Regions from separate parts of the Homo sapiens genome. Here regions 2 and 3 are each linked to region 1. A link is an interaction called in ENCODE POLR2A ChIA-PET data of the cell type or tissue named here. Cell type or tissue: MCF 10A. All regions are shown on one strand. Region 1 overlaps MINDY2 (MINDY lysine 48 deubiquitinase 2). Region 2 has its middle 35 kb from the start of LIPC. Region 3 overlaps ADAM10 (ADAM metallopeptidase domain 10).

Region 1 (4,000 bases):
ATAATATAAATTAAATTTAATAGCCACATATTGCTACTGGCTACTGTATTAGACAGTACAAGTCTAGCCTGTAAATATATATTTACAGACAACATATATAAACAGTAGTTAGATTGGGTGAGATCATTAAGGGAAGGAATGTAGTAGATAAAAGAAAAGGTCAGTAGACCGAGTCTGGGATATGCCAGTGATTAGAAGGTGGGGAAGGAGAAAGAGCCGGCACGGTCAGCCAGGTAGAAGAAAAATAGGAGGCTGTGATTTCCTAGAATCGTAATGAAGAAATGTTTCAAGGAAGAGTGAGAGATGAGCTGAATCAAATGCTGCTAATAGCTCAGGCAGGAGGAATACTAAAAATTGACTGTTGATTTAGCCATAAGGAGGTCATTGATAACCTTGATGAGTGTATGGAATGAAAACCTGACTGGAAACAAGAAAAAACTGGAAACCCTCACACCTAGCCAGTAGAAATGTAAAATAATACAGCCACTTTGGAAAGCAGTTTGGCAATTCTTTAAAAAGTTAAACAGAATTACCGTATGACCATGAAATATCATTCCTAGGTATTTACCCAAGAGAAGTGAAAACGTATGTCCATACAGCTTGTATAAAAATGTTCAGGCCACACGCGGTGGCTTACGCCTGTAATCCCAGCATTTTGGGAGGCCAAGGCAGGTGGATCACAATGTCAAGAGTTTGAGACCAGCCTGGCCAACATGGTAAAACCCCGTCTCTACTAAGAACATAAAAATTAGCCGGGCGTGGTGGCACATGCCTGTAATTCCAGCTACTCGGGAGGATGAGGCAGAAGAATCGCTTGAACCCGGGAGGCGGACGTTGCAGTGAGCCGAGATCATGCGATTGCACTCCAGCCTGGGCGACAGAGCAAGACTCTGTCTCAGGGGGAAAAAAAGAAAAATGTTCAAAGCAGTATTATTCATAGTAGTCAAAAAATGGAAACAACCGAAATGTCTTATCAACTGATGAGCAGATAAATATAGATTTGTACAGTGGAATATTATTCAGCCATAAAAAGGTATGAAGTACGAATACATGCTATAACATGGATGAACCCTGAAACTTTTAAGTGAAAGAGGCAAAGTACAAAAGACCATATAGTGTATGATTCCATCTATATGAAACATCCATTAGCCAGGCTGGTGGTGCGTGCCTATGGTCCCAGCTACTTGGGAGGCTGAGGTGGGAGGATCACTTGAACCCAGGAGTTTGAGACTGCAATGAGCTATGACCATACCACTGCATTCCAGCCTGGGTGAGAGAGCAAGAACCTTATCTCTAAAAAATGAAAGTTTAAAAAAACCAGAATAGGCACATTTATAGAGACAGAAAGTAGATTAGTGGTTGCTTAGGGCTGGGGAAGAGATGGGGTGAAATGGGGGTTGACTGCTAATGGGTACAGGGTTTCTTTTAGGGAAGACCAAAATGTTCTAAAATTAGATCATGGGACTGGCACAGTGGCTCACGCCGTAATCCCAGCACTTTGGGTGCTTGAGGTGGGTGGTTCACTGGAGCTCAGGAGTTCAAGACCAGCCTGGGCAACATGGCAAAACCCCGTCTCTACTAAAAATACAAAAAATTAGTCGGGTGTGGTGGCACATGCCTGTAGTCCCAGCTACTTGGGAAACTGAGGAGGAGAATCGCTTGAACCCAGCAGTCGGAGGTTGCAGTGAGTGGAGATAACACCACTGCACTCCAGCCTGGGCGACAGTGAGAAACTGTCTCAAAAAATAAGTAAATAAATAAATAAATTTAAAAAATAAAATTAGATTATGATGATAGTTTCATAATCCTGTGAATATACAACAAAAAATAATTGAATTGTACATTTTAAGTGAGTAGCTTGTATCGTATGTGGATTATACCTCAAAGCCATTTTATAAAAGAGAAAACTAGAGAAAGGGAACTGCAAAAAATACTTTATACAAATAGAAAAATTAGCCTTAGATAGTTCATCCATGGTAATAGGAGGAAAGACAGACTGTATTACAAATAGGTGCAGGTAGGTGGGTGGATGTGGTTGCAGCGCGTCTCTTGAGTGCTTCTATTTTCTCAATGAAATAGGAAACAAAGTCATCAGCTGGGAGTGAGGATGAGGGGAGGAGTTGTTGAAAGTAAGAGGGAAGGTATAAAATAATTGGTTAGAGAAATGGGAGATTGAATGGATTAGAGAGCTGTGGTATGATTTTTGGGTGTTACCTTTGAGGTTAGTGAAACCAGCCAGCATGGTGTTATGTTTTCTCAGTCACGTTCAGCTGCACGAGTCCAGGCCTGAATAATGGGAGGCCAGGATTTAACCAGAGCTGGACTTTTGCCTGATGAGCGTGTTGACGAAAGAATCTAGGGTATGTTGCTCTACATGTTGCCAGTGGTGGGGCCAGGGTTGTGCGGTGGGGGAGGAGGGGAGGAATCTAAGGTATGAAGGTGTGTATAGAGAGTGATTATAATTATGGGCCATAGAATTTAAGCTGCGTAAAGAGGAAATGATGTAAGTGTGTTGAAGGAAAATGTAATGAGATTAATGGATTGTAGGTCTTGATTCCTGATAGAGCTGAGGAATTTTTGGTAATAATGAAACTGTATTACCATGGGAAATGAGTTTCTGAGATAAAGTAGAATAAAAGTTTTTTTTGGGGTGTGTGTGTGTGTGTGTGTGTGTGTGTGTGTGTGTGTTTTAAGAATAAAATATTTTTGTTGGAGAAGAGGTCAAGGAACAGACAGGCAGGGTATTGGAAGAGACATCTCCATACATATTGAAATTACCAAAAATTATGGGATTTTTGTTGGAGAAAGTGAGCTAAGAATAAAGGGGATTGGCCTGAAGGTCAGGAGATAACTGCAACAAGGTGGGTAGATAATGGGTAGAATTATCTGAGTTTTAAAACTGAGGAGTTTAGGGAGGAAGTGGGGAGAGAATGACAGGAGCAAGTGGATACCTATTCCACTTTGAGGTTCACTGGTAAAAGAAGTATGAGAGAGAACAGAACTATCACTTAAGAGAACTGCATTGTCGTCAAGACAGAGCCAAATACTCAGATAATAAGGTGAAGGGAACATTCAGAGGAGTTGAATACCTAGGGAATTTGCTAATGGCAGACTATGAGTTACAGAGAACACTGAAATTCAAGATAAGAATTTAGAAGTCATCAGTATAAAAATGGTATTTAAATCTGTGGAAGTTGGGCCGGGCGCAGTGGCTCACGGCTGTAATCTCAGTACTTTGGGAGGCCGAGGTGGGCTGATCACGAGGTCAGGAGATCGAGACCACGGTGAAACCCCGTCTCTACTAAAAATACAAAAAAATTAGCCGGGCGTGGTGGCGGGCGCCTGTAGTCCCAGCTGCTCGGGAGGCGGAGGCAGGAGAATAGCGTGAACCTGGGAGGCGGAGCTTGCAGTGTACCGAGATCGCGCTACTGCACTCCAGCCTGGGCACCAGAGCGAGACTCGTCTCCAAAAAATAAATAAATAAATAAATAAATCTGTGGAAGTTGATAAGATAATAGAGAAAAGAAGAGGGGTCCAAGATTCTCCCTTGAAGTTTCCCAGCATGCAGAGATTAGGTGGAGCAGTGTTTCAACTTTCTTTTCGTTATTGCCATTCTGAGGGGCCTTTATAGACACTTTTGTCCTAATGGCTCACTTCAGGACATTTTAATACTGTAGATATATAGTATGTGTTATTTTGTTTTGTTTTGTTTTTTGAGACGGAGTCTTGCTCTGTTGCCCAGGCTGGAGTGCAGTGGCGCGATCTCAGCTCACTGCAAGCTCCACCTTCGGGTTCACGCCGTTCTCCTGCCTCAGCCTCCTGAGTAGCTGGGACTACAGGCGCCTGCCACCACGCCCAGCTAATTTTTTGTATTTTTAGTAGAGACAGGGTTTCACCGTGTTAGCCAGGATGGTCTCGATCTCCTGACCTCGTGATCCACCCGTCTCGGCCTCCCAAAGTGCCGGGATTACAGGCGTGAGCCACTGCGCCCAGCCTATCG
Region 2 (4,000 bases), 400 kb before region 1:
ATGTGCTAGTGAGGGATACAGAGTTGAGAGCAAGGGGCTGGGCTTGAGTGGCCATTGTGAGTCGCCAAGTGACACAGTTGATTGCCAGAGGTTCTATAAGGCCATTGAGGTCAGAGATGGACATCACATCAACAAGGAAGCCACCAAGCCCGGAAGGTGCTAAAAGAGCACACCCAGGGGACCCCACCATGAATGTGTCAGTAGCAGGTGCACAAGGACAGAGGCCATGGCCAGAAAGAGTCCCGCTGGAGGTCAGAGGAAGCTGGGACACACAGCACTCTCACCAGGAACCTCTCCCTGAAGCAGAGAGGATGCAGAAGCTTCTCTTGTTTGAAGGCACTGAGGAATGTCAGAGGGAGGGGAGACCCTCTGAAATCACCCACAGGGAGTCTGAACTTCAAATTGACTAATTGCTACAAAGGCCATTTTAACCCAGAAAAGACTGAGTTGTTTTTAATTCACAAGTATAAGTCATAGTGTGTGGCATGATGGAAGTGGAACTGACCTTTCCAAATCTGAGTATGGCCACGGCAGCATCTCCACCGTCTCCCTCACACACACATGCTGTAAGTTCATGTGCAGTCAATCATGAGCGCCTGTCAAGGTGTAGCTAGAGCAGAAAGATCTGGAAGCCTTCTTGAAAGCAGAAGGAAAGAAGGAAGACGATTAGGTGGGCGAGAGCATTGGGGGTGTGGTAGGAAAGAAAAAGAGGGAGAAATCCACCTGAAGGATAGCAATAACTAACACTATCGAATGTTTCTCACATAGCAGGCACTTTGCATCCTCATAACTCCAAGTGTGGCCTGGAGACCAGCAGGCATCACCCAGAGCTTGTTAGAAATACAGAATGTCAGCTTACTCCCTAGACCTACTGACTAAGAACCTGCGTTTTAATGTGATCCCAGGTGACTTGTGTGCTTGTTAGAGTTTGAGAGGTGCTACATTACATGATTTAATGTCATTAGTTTAATTCAACAATTCTATCCATTCAAAATGATTTTCTCATTTTGCAGATGAGGAAGCTGAGATCCAGCCAAGTTCACATATCTAGTAAGTGACAGAACCTAGATACCAACCCAAGCATCCTGACTCCAGAGCCTTCTTCGCTGTACCAAAGGCTTAGGTCACTCCACTTGTTTGTTTCTGGTCAAACATGTGTTGACAATTGTGTGGATGCACACCTAGAATGTTTTGGAAAGATCTGTGAAAATATGGCAGTGACAAGATTTCCTTTTCCAATATGTTTTCCAAAGTAAAACACCAGACATTCATGATTCAACCCATGTCTGGGATTCTGCACGATCAAGTGCCCTCAGTATTTTAAGCTTTTGGATAATTCATAGCTATCATGTCTAAATTGTTCTGCTTGTTCTAAATTTGCCCTGCATGTGTACCTTTCAAGATAAGTTCTTTCAGCTGATAAACTCCTGTTTTTAAATGCAAATGTGTTTTGAAATGTATCTGTTCCATCATTTCTCCCTCAAAATCATACTATAGCTGAATTACTCAAAAGGAATTCTAGCAAAGCACACAACATTTTCGAGCATAAGCCTGTGATGCTTTTCATCTAAAAAGGTGACTAACAGCTTGCATAAGCTTATAACCAGACTTAAAGCTTAAAATCCCTGTGGAGTTTGCAAAGGGCATTGCGAAAGCCAGCCAAACCTGGGAGACATAAATGTCTTTGCATGCTGACTTATCTACCAGTCACGAAACCAGTCTGGTTTAAAATTGCTGTTATTCATTTCAGCTCCACAACCTTTATTTTCATGACAGTGAGTTGAAATAGCACTCTTACCTCTGTTAAGAAAAACAAGAAATGACTTCTATCTAACAAATGTTAATTAGGGCACACGATGTGGTGGAAAGAGTCATGAAGTGAGATGAAACCTGTGCACTGATATGTGGCATCGGGTGGGTAATTATAAACATACACTTGAAAAAAAAATGAATGACATGGAGTCCCGGGTCCAGAATTAACCAGTTTTGTGGCCCTGGGGGAAGACACTCTCCTCTCTAAGTTCATTTTCCTTGGACTCAGTGATTTCCTAAGATTCCTTCTCACTTCGCAGTCTCAAATTTAAAATCAGATCTTAATTATGTACTAAGTAAATATAGCATACTTAATTTGAAGGATGGCATACTGATAAAGATAGTTAAGAAGATGACAAGGCAGCATGGAAATTAGTCGTTACATAATACAGAACACAAAATGTTGTTTATGATCTCCAAAACTACGTAAGATGCTGCATGCATTTGAACAAAAGCTGAAAGGAAAGAGCGGGCAAAGAAAACAGAGTGAGATCACAGGTGGGTCACCTTTCCTTATATTTTGATGCCACTATTTGCTTTTTGTTTTATGTTTAAAAGCGATACTTTTAGGGAAGCATTTCTTCATGTTTTATGGAAGAACTGTTTGCCTGGCAGTTTGCTGTCATTTATTTTCTCAGCTTCCAAAATAGTGTTAGCCAGGTTGATCTCGTTGCTATTTATGGACTGTGTTACCTTCCAGAGCTCAATATTGTTTCCAAAGTTGTCACAGCAAGGCAGCCCCCATCCTCTCAGCCCAAACCCGCAACCACAGCCACGGGCTCTACCCTTGCTTTTCCCTACACTGCTGATGGGGAGAGGACAAATACTGAACAGAAAGGTCAAACTGGAGCACCTCAGGTGGGAAGGGACCCCAGAGTTTGTGCCATCCTTCCTCTGGGGTAGCCCATGTACTATCTACCTGGTTCATGAAGAAGCCCAGCTCTGCCCACTTTGATCCACCCCGAGGGCCTCTGCAGTGTGTCTCTGCTCCCCACTGTGGCAGCATTGGATTGAACCAGTGCCAAGCCCCTGACCCCAGATGGCCAGTCAGAGCCTCTTTCCTGGACATCTGAAATTGGGACTAAGAAAGAACCTCTCTCGAGAAGGTAAAATCAAAAACGTGTCAGCACATCAGCTTGGGTGCTATGGGATAGGCTATTGCCATGTGGACTGTAAAAGCAGAGAAAGTTCTCATGAGGGGCAGCATGCCAGTGAGGAGAGAAAGTGTCTGGATGGCTTTTTGCACCCTGTTCCAGCCTCTTCCTGCGGGACTGCGGCAGCCTGTCCTTGGGTTCTGTGAAACAGACTGAATCCCTATAATGAAGTATTTTTTTGAGCTTAAGCTAAGGCAAGTTGGTTTATGTTACTTGCCATCAAAAGCGTTCTGATATAGCTTCCCTCCCTCCCTCAGTTAACTGAGGGACCCTCCGTCCCACATGCCACTGGAGGCCCTGTGTGACCCTAATGCCCTTCCTGGCCTCCCACTCCACATTTCAGCCACGCTGGACCCCATGTGGCTGTGCCACAGGCCTCCTTACCTTGTGTCTCTGGGCTCTGCTAGCTGCTTTGCCTGAAATGTTCAGCAGCCCACTAATCTCCCTCTCCAGCCTCCCCAGGCAGGTAAAAAATTCCTGGCTGCAGGGGCTGCTTACCTCCCTTGACTTTCAGCCTTGCATGTGATTAAAACACTCTAGACAGAGAGCTGCCTGGGATGCTGGGAACCACTCTTTCTAATCCATGCTAGCCAGAACAGGCTTTGAGCTTACAGAGAGCAGGTCCTCCCAGGGAAGCTGAGGGAGACAAACCTCCTTGCTGCAGCCTGAGATGATGTTGTACTCATTAGGTTTGGCTGCGTTCTTTGTTTATAAGGATTTCTTGTGCACCCAGGTTAAAGGCAGGCAGTGCTCAGCAGCCATGTGCTTACTGAGGAATCAACACCATAGTGCAAAAGTAGATGTGGGGACTTTTTACCTTCTAGGGCACAAGTGAACGGAGAGAGGTTCTCCGGATATGCCTGGGTAAGAGGAAGACCTCACCCCCAAAAGATTGTCTGAAGAGCAGAAAATGTGCACATTTTAATCCCTGAGTTGAAAGGAATGGCAAATAATAACATTACACAGTGCCTACATATAGAGCATACACAGTGCTTCACAAAAGCCCTCTAACATCGGTGGTATTATTATCCCTG
Region 3 (4,000 bases), 55 kb before region 1:
ATCCGCCTTTTAAAAAATTATTTTTCCTAATCACAGAAGTGCATTATGAATCTTACTACCCAGAAAATTGGTATCTGTTCTCTAAAAATGATTACATATATATTTATCTATGACAAAACTGAAATGGTTTTATGCGTGTTCTTTCTGTAAGCTGCTTTTCTCCCCTCAAATGTAAACATTTTTTCACATCCAAAAAATAAAATACCTTCTATAAAGAACCTGACTGACTAAAAGGCAAATTCTTCAAATACTGTAAGTACAAAGAACCTAAATTACGCTTTAAGGGTAAAATTAGCCTACATGTAAAGGCAAGATCTGGCTTCCCTCAACTGATAACTACTATTTGACTTTCCTGACTCTGGATAAGTAACCCTCCCTGATCCTCCTCTCTCATTTATAAAATGAAAATAACAACACGTATCTCATAGAGATGCTGTGAAGACCAAGTTAATATATGATACACAAAATGATCTAACAACAGTGCCTGGCATTAAGTACCCCAACAAATGCCAGCCATTGTGATTTTTTTCCATATTCCATGGGTAGGTAGCATCTTACTTCCCAAGTACCCTTCTAAGCAAAAGCTTCCTTCCCAATCCTTGAACCCAAAACTTACAATCTTCTGTTCCAATCTACTAAATTAAAGAATTGTGCAAAAAAATACGGAATGAAAATTTCATTAACATCAGGAGAAAAAACAAAGAATAACTCTCTGATAGTGGGTCACCATCATCACCTTGGTGTGAGACAGAAATATCATATAACAAGCAAGTTTTTTCCTATCTATACCCAAAAAGTTGGCTATACAATCTTAAGAATGGGAGAGGAAAATCTGCAATAATGTTTTGATATTACAGATCTTCCTATTTACAGAAAAACTCAATTACAATAAATGAGAGGATATAAGAGTAAGCTAAGCATGGCATATTTGCATTCCTCAAAAAAAATTACTTGTAATCAACTTGTTTTCAACAGACTTTTCACTTGCATAATTTCAAAATGAGGTACCAACAGCATTTTTCCCCAACATAAAAATATATTTCCTTCCTACTGAGTCATCAACTACATGTCATAGGCATCATACTGTGTTGACCAATGCTTCCTTTATTTGATAATACATATTCACTCAGATCTTCAGGCACTAAATACCACTAACAAAACTGTTCTCCTGTATGACAAAGGTAGGCTTCCAGGAACTATCATGCCCTATATTCCAGCAATATATTTAAGTGCCTTTAATGCACTCTTTGAAAAGCTACTTCTACAATGTGAATTCAAACTTAAGCCAGTACCTATTTTTTCACTAGAAATCAGTCAAATCATCTTCTAGAAGCAAACAGCTACACCTAACAGTTACAAGTTAAAGTTCAAGATAGGAGGGAGTGTCTACAATTAAAAGCCTATTTCAACATACCCACTTTTTGAAATCAGCTAGTCTCTAAGAAGTAAAAATAACACAAGCTGGCTCAGAAGTCTAAGTAGCTCTTTTATAAATTATATACAAAGGGCTGAAAACACGAATGATTAAAATCTATTGAATGTATTAAATTTATACCACTAACTTATGAAATACAATTTAAAAATCAAAAAATTGAAATGTGTACGTAAGATTTCTATGCTGATTTGAAATTCTTTTATACAATCTTTTTTTATTCTTTTTTTCTGAACCTGTGGGTTATATTGAATCTTTTATACAATTTCTAATAAGACACAAGTACAGACAGTAATAGAGTATGACTTTCAACCTGCCTACATCACTTTCACACTCACACAGCCACCACCTCACTTTTGATATACATCTGTCCCACTCCCTGCATTTCATCTTAAACCCATTGTCATTAACTCACCCTTTTCCCATAAGATATCCCAAAACATCCGCCACTGCCCCTAGCTGAGAACCACTATGCCAAAGCTTGCTCTACATTAAAGAAAAAGGGCTCCTCCCTACTAAATGGCCTACTGCTCCTAGAGATCATGGAGTTACTAAGAGATTTCTGCTACTGGATGGATACAAGTGAATTTTATGGGCTACCAAGAAAATTTATAAATTCTTAAATTTTGGGCCGGGCGCGGTGGCTCACGCCTGTAATCCCAGCACTTTGGGAGGCCAAGGCAGGTGAATCACGAGGTCAGGAGATTGAGACCATCCTGGCTAACATGGTGAAACCCCGTCTCTACCAAAAATACAAAAAAAAAAAAAAAAATTAGCCAGGCATGGTGGCAGGTGCTTGTAGTCCCAGCTACTCGGGAGGCTGAGGCAGAAGAACGGCATGAACCTGGGAGGCGGAGCTGGCAGTGAGCCGAGATAGCACCACTGCACTCCAGCCGGGGTGACAGAGCGAGACTCCGTCTCAAAAAAATAAATAAATAAATAAATAAATATTTTCAAAAAATAAATTCTTAAATTTTATAAATTCTTGCCAAAATTAAATTCTGATTTCCGAACCAATTTATAAGCATCAGTGCCAATCCATCTCCAAAGCTGTCAACAAAACTGTCCTCTCCGTTATGCTAGATTAGAATACCTAACCTTTATAATACACATTTGAGGGTTCTGATAATATGCTGTACTAATTGGAGGAGGTCACTTTCTAATTTTACTACAGCAATATTCCAATTTTAACAAAAATCATTATGACATTCAGTTTCATGTAATGAGACTATTTCCATAATATAGCTGACAGCCAGTACCATGAAGGCTGCTTCACTAATGCCAATATCTGCTGAATGAAAACGGGTGCATAACATGTATCCAGAAGTCCAGTCCACTTCCTAAGCAATGTATTTAACAATTCTGTAGTCTTAATAACACATATTATAAAATCCTAATGTGAGTGAGACACTGTGCTAGGTCCTAAAACATGAAGACTAAGAATAAAGTTACTTCCCTCTTAACATTGTCTTTCTAGTGAAGACACAGATCAGTAACTTAACTATAAAGCTTGAAATAAAGAACAGCAATATCAAAGCTCGGCATGGTGGCTCATGCCTGTAATCCCAAAACTTTGGGAGGCTGAAGGAGGATCACTTGAGGTCTAGAGTTCGAGGCCAGCCTGGCCAACATGGTGAAACCCCGTCTCTACTAAAAATACAAAAATGAGAAGGGCCTGGTGGCAAGTGCCTGTAGTCCCAGCTACTCGGAGGCTGAGGCACAAAAATCGCTTAAACCCAGAAGGCAGGGGCTGCAGTGAGCCAAGATCGCACCACTGCATTCCAGCCTGGGCATCAGCGCGAGACTCTGTCTCTAGGGAAGAAAAAAAAAAAAGAACAGCAATATCTATAAAATAGAAAAAATATGGTATAAACAGGAATGACATGATTTCATTTTTTACTACTTATACATATCTCAGTGTCTGCTTTGCATACTTATGCGTTTTAACTACACTTTACATTTTTCTTGTATTTATTTATTTATTTTTGGCATAGAAACAGGGTCTTGCTATGTTAACCAGGCTGGTCTCAGACTCCTGGCCTAAACTAATCCTCCGAGCTTAGCTTCCCAAAGTGCTGGGATCACAGACATGAGCCACCACACCCAGCCATTAACTATACATTAGTTTTTTAAAGGTATACAGAACTACACAAATACTATAAATTCGTAATAGGCATTTTAAAAGACTACATGATTAATATTAAAAAGTGATAAAATTGTGTTGAAGGAGGAATTACGGATTTTCTTTAATTCTATTTTCTAATGTTTGGTAATGATGTTCTAATATTCCAACTACTAAAAATAGATTTTATCCATCTGTATTTTGTAACTAATAGATTCCAAATGAAAGCAGGTCTGGAAACGACATAATTTTAATAATATTTATATAGTACTTTAAAGTCTTTAGCACTTTTACAAATTATCCCACTTAATTCCTAGGAAAAGGGGTAGTAAATTAATACCCCATCAAATCATAGAGAATTCTATGTGTTCTTTTGAAAGCTAAATTCAAAGTTCAAATGTATGCACACGTGTGTCCTGCCATCATCAATACAAGCAAAAACAGAT

What was found. ChIA-PET counts read pairs that join two places held together with the same protein. Peaks named below come from ENCODE experiments on the same cell type or tissue, not always from the same donor. Only the 100,000 strongest peaks of a DNase experiment are listed, where the experiment ranks them.
Region 2: POLR2A ChIA-PET joins it to region 1 with 5 read pairs; 2 of 35 experiments call an interaction of 5 or more read pairs at or near these places.
Region 3: POLR2A ChIA-PET joins it to region 1 with 6 read pairs; 8 of 35 experiments call an interaction of 5 or more read pairs at or near these places.

The regions. Positions count from the first base shown.
Region 1 is chr15:58,791,709-58,795,708 of GRCh38, forward strand. All of the region lies in intron 2 of MINDY2 (MINDY lysine 48 deubiquitinase 2), which reads left to right. Among named protein-coding and RNA genes, the nearest start is that of MINDY2, 22 kb to the left of the region's middle. In MCF 10A, no CTCF peak of the experiment used is centred here; a DNase peak (open chromatin) is centred at 2,323.
Region 2 is chr15:58,394,737-58,398,736 of GRCh38, forward strand. No RefSeq gene overlaps it. Among named protein-coding and RNA genes, the nearest start is that of LIPC, 35 kb to the right of the region's middle. In MCF 10A, no CTCF peak of the experiment used is centred here; a DNase peak (open chromatin) is centred at 1,655.
Region 3 is chr15:58,737,164-58,741,163 of GRCh38, forward strand. The region is part of intron 1 of ADAM10 (ADAM metallopeptidase domain 10); the gene reads right to left. Among named protein-coding and RNA genes, the nearest start is that of ADAM10, 11 kb to the right of the region's middle. In MCF 10A, no CTCF peak of the experiment used is centred here; no DNase peak of the experiment used is centred here.